Regions from separate parts of the Homo sapiens genome. Here region 1 is linked to region 2. A link is a contact called in ENCODE Hi-C or POLR2A ChIA-PET data. All regions are on one chromosome and are shown on one strand. Each heading gives the region's core, a stretch centred on a gene start or an enhancer-like site at or near the end of the contact. The rest is flanking DNA. Distances are from core to core; before and after follow the strand shown.

The links. Hi-C counts contacts between places; a loop is a spot of excess contacts on that map. ChIA-PET counts read pairs that join two places held with the same protein, here RNA polymerase II (POLR2A). Pooled maps may share reads with other maps.
Region 1: a loop to region 2 is called in a pooled map, with 1.9 times the contacts of the local background. The contact joins the enhancer-like site here to the promoter of POLR2L in region 2. A Hi-C loop is called at or near these places in 1 of 50 pooled maps. POLR2A ChIA-PET finds 5 or more read pairs at or near these places in 4 of 52 experiments (GM10248, H1, Panc1 and 1 more).

What each region holds. Positions count from the first base shown.
Region 1 is chr11:351,246-356,735 of GRCh38, reverse strand. No RefSeq gene overlaps it. Among named protein-coding and RNA genes, the nearest start is that of B4GALNT4, 16 kb to the left of the region's middle. RefSeq lists silencers at 292-611, 3,080-3,246, enhancers at 1-859, 2,046-2,335, 1,841-2,417, 3,647-3,696 and a cis regulatory region at 5,445-5,490. Within about 2 kb of position 1,520, at least 37 of the 41 ENCODE cell types and tissues checked have a DNase peak (open chromatin) inside an H3K27ac peak, as active enhancers do; they include Panc1, where a contact is called at or near this core.
Region 2 is chr11:839,339-843,793 of GRCh38, reverse strand. It overlaps POLR2L (RNA polymerase II, I and III subunit L), which reads left to right and starts at 1,265. Exons shown (of 2, transcript NM_021128.5): 1 at 1,265-1,380; 2 at 3,314-4,073. The coding sequence starts at 1,286. The coding sequence ends at 3,422. It overlaps TSPAN4 (tetraspanin 4), which reads right to left and starts at 942. Exons shown (of 9, transcript NM_003271.5): 1 at 879-942. RefSeq lists silencers at 270-438, 424-653, 674-763, 874-1,503, 3,732-3,781 and enhancers at 772-1,515, 1,516-2,261, 2,262-3,006.

The DNA.
Region 1 (5,490 bases), core at 271-2,770, 490 kb after region 2:
TATGTATGTTTGTGGTGTGTATGTGTGTGCATGGTGCATGTGTTTGTGGTGTGTGTGCATGTTGCATGTGTGTATGTGTGTCACGTGTGTATGTGGTTTGTGTATATTTGTGTGCACGGTGCTTGTGTGGTGTGTGTGTATGTCCATGGTGTGTGTGTGATGTGTGTATGTGTGTGGTGTGTGTATGTATGTGCATGGTATGTGTGTGACATGTATATATGTGGTGTGTGTATATGTGTGTGCATGGTACGTGTGTGTGGGGTGTGTATGTGCATGGTGTGTGTGCCCCGCCCCCCAGGCGCTTTCTCCGTTTCCCCGAAGTGACGACCGCACCTCGGCCGGAAGCGGGGAGGGGCCGCCTCGTGGGAGCGCGGACGGGCAGAGCCCTTTGTGTTCGGGACGGGGCGGGACGCGCTGGGTGCGGGGAGACCCCCTGCGCCCCGGCCCTGCTGTGGAGGAAGGGGCTCTAGACGGGGCGGGGCGCTCCTCCGCGTGCTGCGTGTCTGGGGGCCCGAAACGCAGACCCGCCCCCCCACCGTTGGAACGAGCCCCCCCACCGTTGGAACGCGCCGCCCCCCCCTTCCCCCGCTCCAGGCGGCTCCCTGGAGAGCAGCTGGGAAACGCCCCACCCCCATCCATTCCTGGCCGCGCTTTCAGGGCTGTTTTCCTCGGGCTGGGAAACGCCCCGCCCCGTTCCATTCCCGGCCGTCGGTTCGGGAATGTTTTCCTGGCGCACAGCCCTGGGAGGCCTCCCGGGCGCCGAGGGCAGCGCTGGTCACCGTCCCGCGTGGCAGCCAGTGTCTGGGGGCAGAGTGTCCAGGAAGCTGCGCCCCCGGGCTCGTGTCCTGCCGCCACTCACTGCGTGGCACGGGTCCCCGGGCCCCTCCAGGCCTTCTGCGGGAGCTGGGGCTTGGGAAGCCGCCGCAGAAGCGGTTCCCTTGGCCACCTCCCTGCCTGAGAAGTCAACCGTCCTTGCCTCTGACCCAGGGGCTCTGTCTTCTGTTGGCCTCCGGGGATCTGTGGCCGGTTCACCCCCTAGCTGGCGAAGCTAGGCGTTTGAACCAGAGCAATTCCATCTTGATTGGGAGCTGGGTAAAATGAGGCTGAAATCCACTGGGCAGCATTTCCAGACGGTGGGAGCTCAGACCCTGCCCGTTTGTGCACAGGAAGCACCCACCGGGCTCCTGAAGTCCACGCGAGCTCCCTTCCCTGAGCTCCAGGCCAAGCTTGGAGTTCCCTCCGCCCCTTAGACCTCAGGCCGACTCGGCTTCCAGAATGCCATCCTCCCTGGACTGCAGTTAAATTAACTTCCTGTGTTCTGAGCCATCTGTTCCCTTCCTACCCTGTTTTCCACCCCAAATTGTTCTTAACCCCATTATTCAGGGCATGTGATAGTGTGGGCGGAGGATTACCCAGGTGCGGAGGCAAAAGACTGAAGGCACATGGCGGGCGCCTGTAGTCCCAGCTACTCGGGAAGCTGAGGCAGGAGAATGGGGTGAACCTGGGAGGCGGAGCTTGCAGTGAGCCCGGATGCGCCACTGCACTCCAGCCTGGGCGACAGAGCGAGACTCTGTCTCAAAAAAAAAAAAAAAAAAAAAAAAAAAAAAAAAGACAAGGCACAAACTTTCAGTATAATAAAGAGAATAAGAATAGTTATAATACAAATTAGAGATGATCATGGACATATCAATCATTAGTATAAACATTATTAATCATTAGCTTTTATCGTGGACATTATCAATCAGTATAAACATTATTAGTCATTAGCTTTTAATATTTCTCTTTGTGGCATTACTAATATAACCTAGGAATAACCGGCGGGTATAGGGTCAGGTGCTGAAGGGACGTTGTGAGAAGTGACCTAGAAGGCAAGAGGTGAGCCCTCTGTCACACCAACATAAGGGCCGCTTGAGGGCTCCTTGGTTAAGCGGTAACGCCAGTGCCTGGGAAGGCACCCGTTACTTAGCCGACCGTGAAAGGGAGTCTTCTTTCCTTGGAGGAGTCAGGGAACACTCTGCTCCACCAGCTTCTTGTGGGAGGCTGGATATTCTCCAGGCCTGGCCCGCAGTCATCCGGAGGCCTAACCCCCTCCCTGTGGTGCTTGAATGATCACACTCCTTGTCCACTTTCATGCTCCTCCCTTACTCCTGGTTCCTCTTTGAAGTTCTTAGAAGATAGCGGTAGAAGAAATAAAGTCTTTGATCTTTCTTTCTTTCTTTTTTTTTTTCTTTTTTTTTGAGACAGAGTCTTGCTCTGTCGCCCAGGCTGGAGTGCAGTGGTGCGATCTCGGCTCACTGCAAGCTCCGCCTCCTGGGTTCACACCATTCTCCTGCCTCAGCCTCCCAAATAGCTGGGACTACAGGCGCCTGCCACCATGCGTGGCTAATTTTTTGTATTTTTAGTAGAGACAGGGTTTCACCATGTTGGCCAGGCTGGTCTTGGCCACGTGACCTCAACTGATCTGCCTGCCTCGGCTTCCCAAAGTGCTGGGATTACAGGCGTGAGCCACTGCGCCCGGCCGTCTTTGATCTTTCTTAAAAGTGCATAGAAGAAAACGCTGACGTATGCTGCCTTCCCTCTCTGCTCCCGCTACCTGTAAGGGAAGGGCCCCTGTCCTATGGTCACATGACTTGCTTGACCTTATCAATCACTTGGACAACTCACCGTTCTTACCCTGCCCCCTTGTCTTGTATGCAATCAATATCAGCGTGCCCAGCCATTCGGGGCCACTACCGGTCTCCGCATCTTGGTGGTAGTGGTTCCCCGGGCACAGCTGTTTTCTCTCTATCTCTTTGTCTTGTGTATTTATTTCTTCCGGTCTCTCGTCTCCACACACGGGGAGAACACCCGCCAAGCCCCGTAGGGCTGGACCCTCCATGATAGAAGTCATGCTTTTAATCAAATGCAACCAATTCAGAATGGCAAATTAGGATATATACCCTTTCCCAAATCCAGTATCCCAGGAGAAATTACGGTACGGTAATTAATCCCCCTCCTCCCGCCAAGCTAAACCTCAGAGAAGTTGAAGTTCTAAAGTTCAAGTCCAAAAATACTGGGAAGGGAAAAACAAACAAAAAAACCGAGGAAACAAACATCAGGGAAAAACCCAGAACCTCGTCATGAAAATAGTGTCCTGTCGCTCTGTTTCTGATTTGCAGCTCACAGCTCGTGTTTCACCCCAGCCTCTGGGGCCGGCTCTGTGCCTGGCCTGAGGCCGATTCACTGGCTCAGTCCACAGAGTTGGGCCTGGCTTCCTGCCCTGGAAACCAGTCGAAGGTTCTCCATAGGAACCTGCCGGGCAGACACAGGGATTTGCTGGTTCTCCAGCAGTGAGTCTGAGATGAAACTGGTGTCTATTCGCAGTCTGATACTTTGCTTTAACAAAAAAACAAAAAGCCAGAAAAACAAAAACAAAACTGGGCTTTGATTTGTTTAGAAAGAGATCTTTCTGAGCGTCTTCTGCTCTCATGGCCTGGGTGCCGCCCACCAATAGCAGCTCGGGCTGGGCCTTCGTTTCCCAGCTGGGGGGACCTTTCAGCCCCTCTAGAGGTAAAGTAACACACCCAAAGTCTCTCTTCTTTAAAAAGGGCTCAGAGTCACTGGGTGAATATGAATTTCATATCATTACCTGTTGAGGTTGCCCAGGTTCTTGGTTTCTTGAACAAAGAACTGGACAAAACCCACAAAGGAAGGAAGGAATGAAGAGATTTACTGAAAAGGAAAGTACACGCCACAGCGTGGGAGCGGCCGGAGCATGGGGCTCAAGGGCCCCATTACAGAATTTTGGGGAGTTTAAATACCTTCTAGAGGATTCCGTTGGTTACTTGGTGTACGCCCTCTGTAAATGGAGAGGATGAAGTAAAGTTACAAAGTCATTTACTGGGTGCAGGCCCTATGGAGAGGATATTTCCTGTCATAGCTGAGGTGTGAATCGGTCTTATGTTCCCTGTCTCCAGGCCTTGTTTTCCTGCCTCACTAGCACCAGGCACACAGTCACACAAGGTGGAAAATGGACTCCGTGTGCCTCCAAGGTGAACACCCTGGCTCTCAGGAGCAGAGACCTAGTGGCATCCCAGGGAGAGTGGAGAGACAGGGAGAGAAATGTTCTGGCTGGTCCAGAGGGCGAAACAGCAGAGACTGTTCTGTCAGAGGCATGTGAACCAGAGCAACTCCATCTTGATTAGGAGCTGGGTAAGATGAGGCTGAGACTTGCTGGGCTGCATCCCCGGACGGTTAAGGCATTCTAAGTCACAGGATGACATAGGAGGTCGGCAATAGCTACAGGTCATAAAGACCTTGCTGATAAAACAGTTTGGAGTAAAGAAGCCGGACAAAGCCCTCCAAAACCAAGATGGTGTCGAGAGTGACCTCTGGTCGTCCTCAGCGCTACACTCCCACCAAGGTCCTGACAGTTTACAGATCCATGGCAAGGTCAGGAAGTTTCTCTACATGGTCTAAAAGGGGAGGCATGAATTATCCACCCCTCGTTTAGCATATCATCAAGAAATAACCGTAAAAATGGGCAGCCCGCAGCTCTCGGGGCCGCTCTGTCTATGGAGTAGCCATTCTTGATTCCTTTACTTTCCTAATAAACTAACTTGCTTTCTTTTTTTTTTTTTTGAGACGGAGTCTCGCTGTCGCCCAGGCTGGAGTGCAGTGTCGCGATCTCGGCTCACTGCAGGCTCCGCCCCCCGGGGTTCATGCCATTCTCCTGCCTCAGCCTCCCGCGTAGCTGGGACTACAGGCGCCCGCCACCACGCCCAGCTAATTTTTTTTTTTTTGTATTTTTAGTAGAGACGGGGTTTCACCGTGTTAGCCAGGATGGTCTCGATCTCCTGACCTCGTGATCCGCCCGCCTTGGCCTCCCAAAGTGGTGGGATTACAGGCGTGAGCCACTGCGCCCGGCCAACTTGCTTTCACTTTATGGACTCCCCCTGATTTCTTTCTTGCATGAGATCCAGGAACCCTCTCTCGGGGTCTGGATCGGGACCCCTTTCCGGTAACATCTTTCTGGCGACCACAGAAGAAAAACTGCAGACTCAAAACCTAGCGTTGGGTAGGTGACATATCTCTGGTGACCTCAGGAGGGGCTCCAGTGCGGAAACCCCCGACCTAAAGGCTAACTTTGGGTAAGTAGTGGGGTCCGGTAACATCTTTCTGGCAAACCCTGAAGGGACAATACTGAGGAGGAGCCCCCGACCCAAAGGAAATAGACTCGGCCCTGACTGGACGACGCTGGGTAAGTGGTGGGGTAGCCGGCGAAGGATGGGATTGGGTGAGAGGCCCACTTAGGGGAGTTAGGGTCTGTCCTAAGACAGAGAGGGTGAAAGCCCACTCTTAATACAAGGCAAGGATGCTTGACCCACCTTGGGTTAGAGACCCACCTTAGGAGGGTTGGTTAGGGTCCCTTTTAAGATTTAGGGGCTTAGAGAGCCCCCTCAGTAAAGTCCCTCTCAGAAAAGTCCCTCTCGGCTGAGAACGGGTTCGGCA
Region 2 (4,455 bases), core at 16-2,515:
CGGCAAACCAGCCCAGAGCCCCCCATGGGTGCCGCTTTGCGGCCCACCCACCCCCACAGCCCACCTCGCACCTCCAAGGAGCCTTCTTTGCCTCTCACTGCACACCGACCCCCCATTTCCTCACCCCCACCCCAGGGGCACAGCAAGAAGGGTGCTGGTGCCAGCCCCCCCGCACTCCATCCGAGAGACACGGGCTCCTCGTCCCTCGTCGTCCGTAGGCCCTGAGCTCCAGGGCAAGCCAGAGCTGAGGCCTTCAGGGGGTCCTGCCAGTGCAGCCTCCGGGAGTCTGCCCAGGGATCCCCTGTGCCGGGGTCTTCCAGGTTCAGCTCAAAAAGCACCTCTTCCACGACTCCCTCCCCGACCTCCCTCCCGGGTCCCCTCTCCCCGTGCTCAGAGGCGCGTCTGAGCGTCGGGAGCTCGGGACGGCGAGCAGCCAGCAGAGCCGGGACCCGGGAGGGCGCACCCCGACCCCATTCCCGGGAAAGAGCGGAAAGAACGCGGACAGGAGCCCGGGGCGGGGAGCTGCCGGCGGGGGCTGTAATTGCGCAGCTGAGGCCAGGGCGGCGCCCCTAGGGGCTGGGCCGCGTCCAGAATGGGACCCCCGAACTCAGCGCCGAGAGCCCCGGACACCCCGCGGGCAGAGGCCGAGGCGGAGGAACCCACTACTCGGCGCGGCCAGGAGGGGCGGCAGGAAGACCCGCCCCGGCCCCCGCCCGCCCTCTCCCCGAGCCCCCGCGCCGGACCCCACTTGTTGCTGCGTGTCGGCTCTGGGCTCGAACTCGCGCGCCCCGCTCGCGTCCGGCTCCAGCCGCTCCCGGTCGGACACCTCCGGCCACGGGACCCTGGCCGCACGCCCCCACAACCCCCAGGCGCAGTACCTGCGCCGCCGCCTCCCGCTCGCGCCGCCCGCTCCCGCCGCGCAGCTGTCAGTCAAGCGGACACGAGAAACGCGAACCGCCGCCGCAGCTTTACGGCCCTGCTCAGACGCCGTAGCGCCGGGATGCACCAAGACGGTGGGCGGGGGTGTGCGGTCTGCTGCTGCCGCGGCCGCGCGGGCCCGGGAGCCCCGGGACGCACAGGCCCAGGAGCCCCGGGACGCACGGGAAGCCCCTATCGCGGCGGAAACTGCGGCCAGCGGTGGCGGGGCCGGTGGAGGGACGGCCGGAACAGCGGAGAACGAGCGGAGCCGATTCTCCCGCAACAGTGGACGCGCCCGGGGCGGGGCCTGGGGGGGTTCTTCGCGTGCGGCCGGGCCGGGCCGGGCAGTCTGGGACGCGCCGCCGCCATGATCATCCCTGTACGCTGCTTCACTTGTGGCAAGATCGTCGGCAACAAGTGGGAGGCTTACCTGGGGCTGCTGCAGGCCGAGTACACCGAGGGGTGAGGCGCGGGCCGGGGCTAGGGGCTGAGTCCGCCGTGGGGCGCGGGCCGGGGCTGGGGGCTGAGTCCGCCCTGGGGTGCGCGCCGGGGCGGGAGGCGCAGCGCTGCCTGAGGCCAGCGCCCCATGAGCAGCTTCAGGCCCGGCTTCTCCAGCCCCGCTCTGTGATCTGCTTTCGGGAGAACCTTATCCCCTGAAGTCTGGGGAAGAGAACGGAGTTGGGCTTCAAACCAGTGGTGTCCTGGGGATTCTAGGTGGCCTGGCGGGTCGCAGGCGTCTTGTCACCCGCAGTAAAGCCCTTGGCCTCCGCCCTATTCCCATCTCTGCCCCCAGGCCCACCCCATGTCCTGCAAACCTCGCTGCAGGACGGGCGGGCGCGGCGGCTGACATCTGTAATCCCAGCAGTTTGGGAGGCCGAGGCGAGAGGCTTGCTTGAGCCCAGGAGGTCGAGACCAGCCTGGACAACCTGGGGAGACCCTGATCTCCAGAAATTTATTTTATTTTATTTTTCTTTTTTGAGACGGAGTCTCGCTCCGTCGCCCAGGTTGGAGTGCAGTGGCGCGATCTCGGCTCACTGCAACCCCCGCCTCCTGGGCTCCAGCAATTCTCCTGTCTCAGCCTCCCGAGTAGCTGGGACTACAGGCGTGTGCCACCACGCCCGGCTAATTTTTGTATTTTCAGTAGAGATGGGATTTCGCCATGTTGGCCAGGCTGGTCTGGAACTCCTGACCTCAGGTGATCCACCCGCCTCGACCTCCCAAAGTGCTGAGGTTACAGGCGTGAGCCACCGCGCCTGGCTCTATCTTTTTAATTCGCCGGACATGGCGGTGCACACCTGTGGTCCCAGCTACTTGGGAGGCTGAGACGAGAAAATCGCTTGAGTCTGGGAGGCAGGTGGAGGTTGCAGTGAGCCAAGATCACGCCACTGCACTCCAGCCTGGAAGAGAGAGTGAAACTCCGTCTCACGCACACACACACACAGAAAAAGAAATGCAGGGTAGACTTGCTGACCACCCTCATCAGGCTTTGTAGGGGAGGCGTCTTTCTCCTGTGCTTGTCCCTTGGTGCTGCTGTCACCACGGTGCCTGAGTCTTGGTGCCCCCGCTGGAGTCTGACCCTCGCCCACTGAGTCTTCGTCACATGTGAAGCCCTGGGCTTGTGTGCGCCAGCCTGCCATCGGCACTTGGTGCAGCTTGCTGGACAAACGAGGAAAGCGAGTGGGCTGCTAGACTGAGTGGCTGGCGGCCTGTCCAGACCCTTTCCCCGGATAGGAACGGCAGGGGCCTCCCATGTGGCCTCCCCTTTCCCAAGCTTCTGTGTCTCTGCACATTGGAGCCATCGGTGTGGGAGTTTTCTGGAGGTCTTGAGGGTGACTGGAGCTAGGTCCCAGGGAAATGAAAGCTTCTAATTGGCTTGGGAAGTGGGAGAGGTGGCTCCGTGGAGAAGCAGTCTCTCTCTGATGGAAGGAAGCAGAGGTGAGGAAAGACCCCACAGCGGCAGAGCAGGGCTTGCTCTGGCTGGGGTGGGGGTGAACCAGCTAAGGGCAGGCCCCTGGAGAGCTACCCTGCCGTGGCCAGTGCTGGATGAGGTGGCTGCACATCAGCACCTTGGTGGTCTTGGTTTTCTAAGCTCCCCGCAATTACTTCGTTTTCATTTCATTTACATTTCTTACATACGTTATACACACACACGTACAGCCAGAGTAGGTGGGAGAGGAGGCTCCTCACGCTCCACCCAGGGTTCTGGGCATTTCCAGGTTACTCCAGCCAGGATCATACTGCTAGATCTCAGCTTCTGAGCCGGGTGAATCTGTTCGCCTTGCCGGTGGCGGGGGGGGTGAGGCCAGCAGGCAGTGAGAGGCAGGTTGGATGTGGGCTCCAGGCCTTTGCAGACCGTAGAGAACTCAGTTGGCCTCTGCTCCTCCCCTCGACACAGGGATGCGCTGGATGCCCTGGGCCTGAAGCGCTACTGCTGCCGCCGGATGCTGCTGGCCCACGTGGACCTGATCGAGAAGCTGCTCAATTATGCACCCCTGGAGAAGTGACCACGCTGGAACCCACCCACCCGCTGTGCTGACCATGGGCCCTGAGCGTCCTGCCCCGAATTCACGAGGCTGAGGCATCCGGGAGCTGGCGTAATGCCTGGCCGCAGTGTGTGTGTATCCGATACCCCACTCTGGAAGGAACCATCCAGTAAAGGTCTTTCAGAACCACTAAGGTCCCAGCCCTCACTAGGATGTCAGGAGCCAGGTCTAGGCCCAGCTTTCACACTGTGGCAGCCCAGTGAAGCAGACTGGGCCATGAACTCTCCTAGCCCTGGGGCCAGCCTGTTCCACAGGCACCCCTGCAGGAGGCGCTGCCAGGAGAGCCTTCCATCTCGGGGCTCTTTGAGGTTCCCTCCTTCTGGGTGTTCTTCAGGCTGAGCAGAGAGGCTCCTGTACCCTCTCTCTCGGAATCTGAAGAGCCAGATTTAGGCCGGGCAAAGGGGCTCACCCCTATAATCCCAGGACTTTGGGAGGCCAAGGCAGGAGGATCACTTGAGTCCAGAAATTCAAGACCCGCCTGGGCATCATAATGAGACCCCATCTCTACAACAAAATTTAATAAATTAGCTGGGCACAGTGTTCACACCTGTAGTCCCGGCCACTCGGGGCTGAGGCAGGAGGATCACTGGAACCTGGGAGGTTGCCACTGCAGTGAACTGTGTTTGCACCACTGCACTCCAGCCTGGGCAACAGAGTAAGACTCTGTCTCAACACAACTATGAAAAAGAAGAGAGAAACAGATTTTCTGGGGCCCAGTCTCTGCTGTGGTCAGGGCTGCCAGTACCTGCTGGCCTCTGCCCACTGCTGCCTGTCCCTGAGCGTCCCACCCAAGCCCAGCAGGGAGGGCAGGCCTTAAGACGCTCCTAGCTGGGTTGGGAGGTGGCCCTAAGGAGGCCCTGCTGTCCAGGCAGTGCTGCCAGCAAGCACCCCAGGTCAGATGTCCCTGCTGCCCAGATATCTGGCGTGGTGTCCTCTGGTAGGGGAGAACGGGTCTGCCTGAGGGTCTACAGTTCTGAGCCTTAAGGACAGGAAC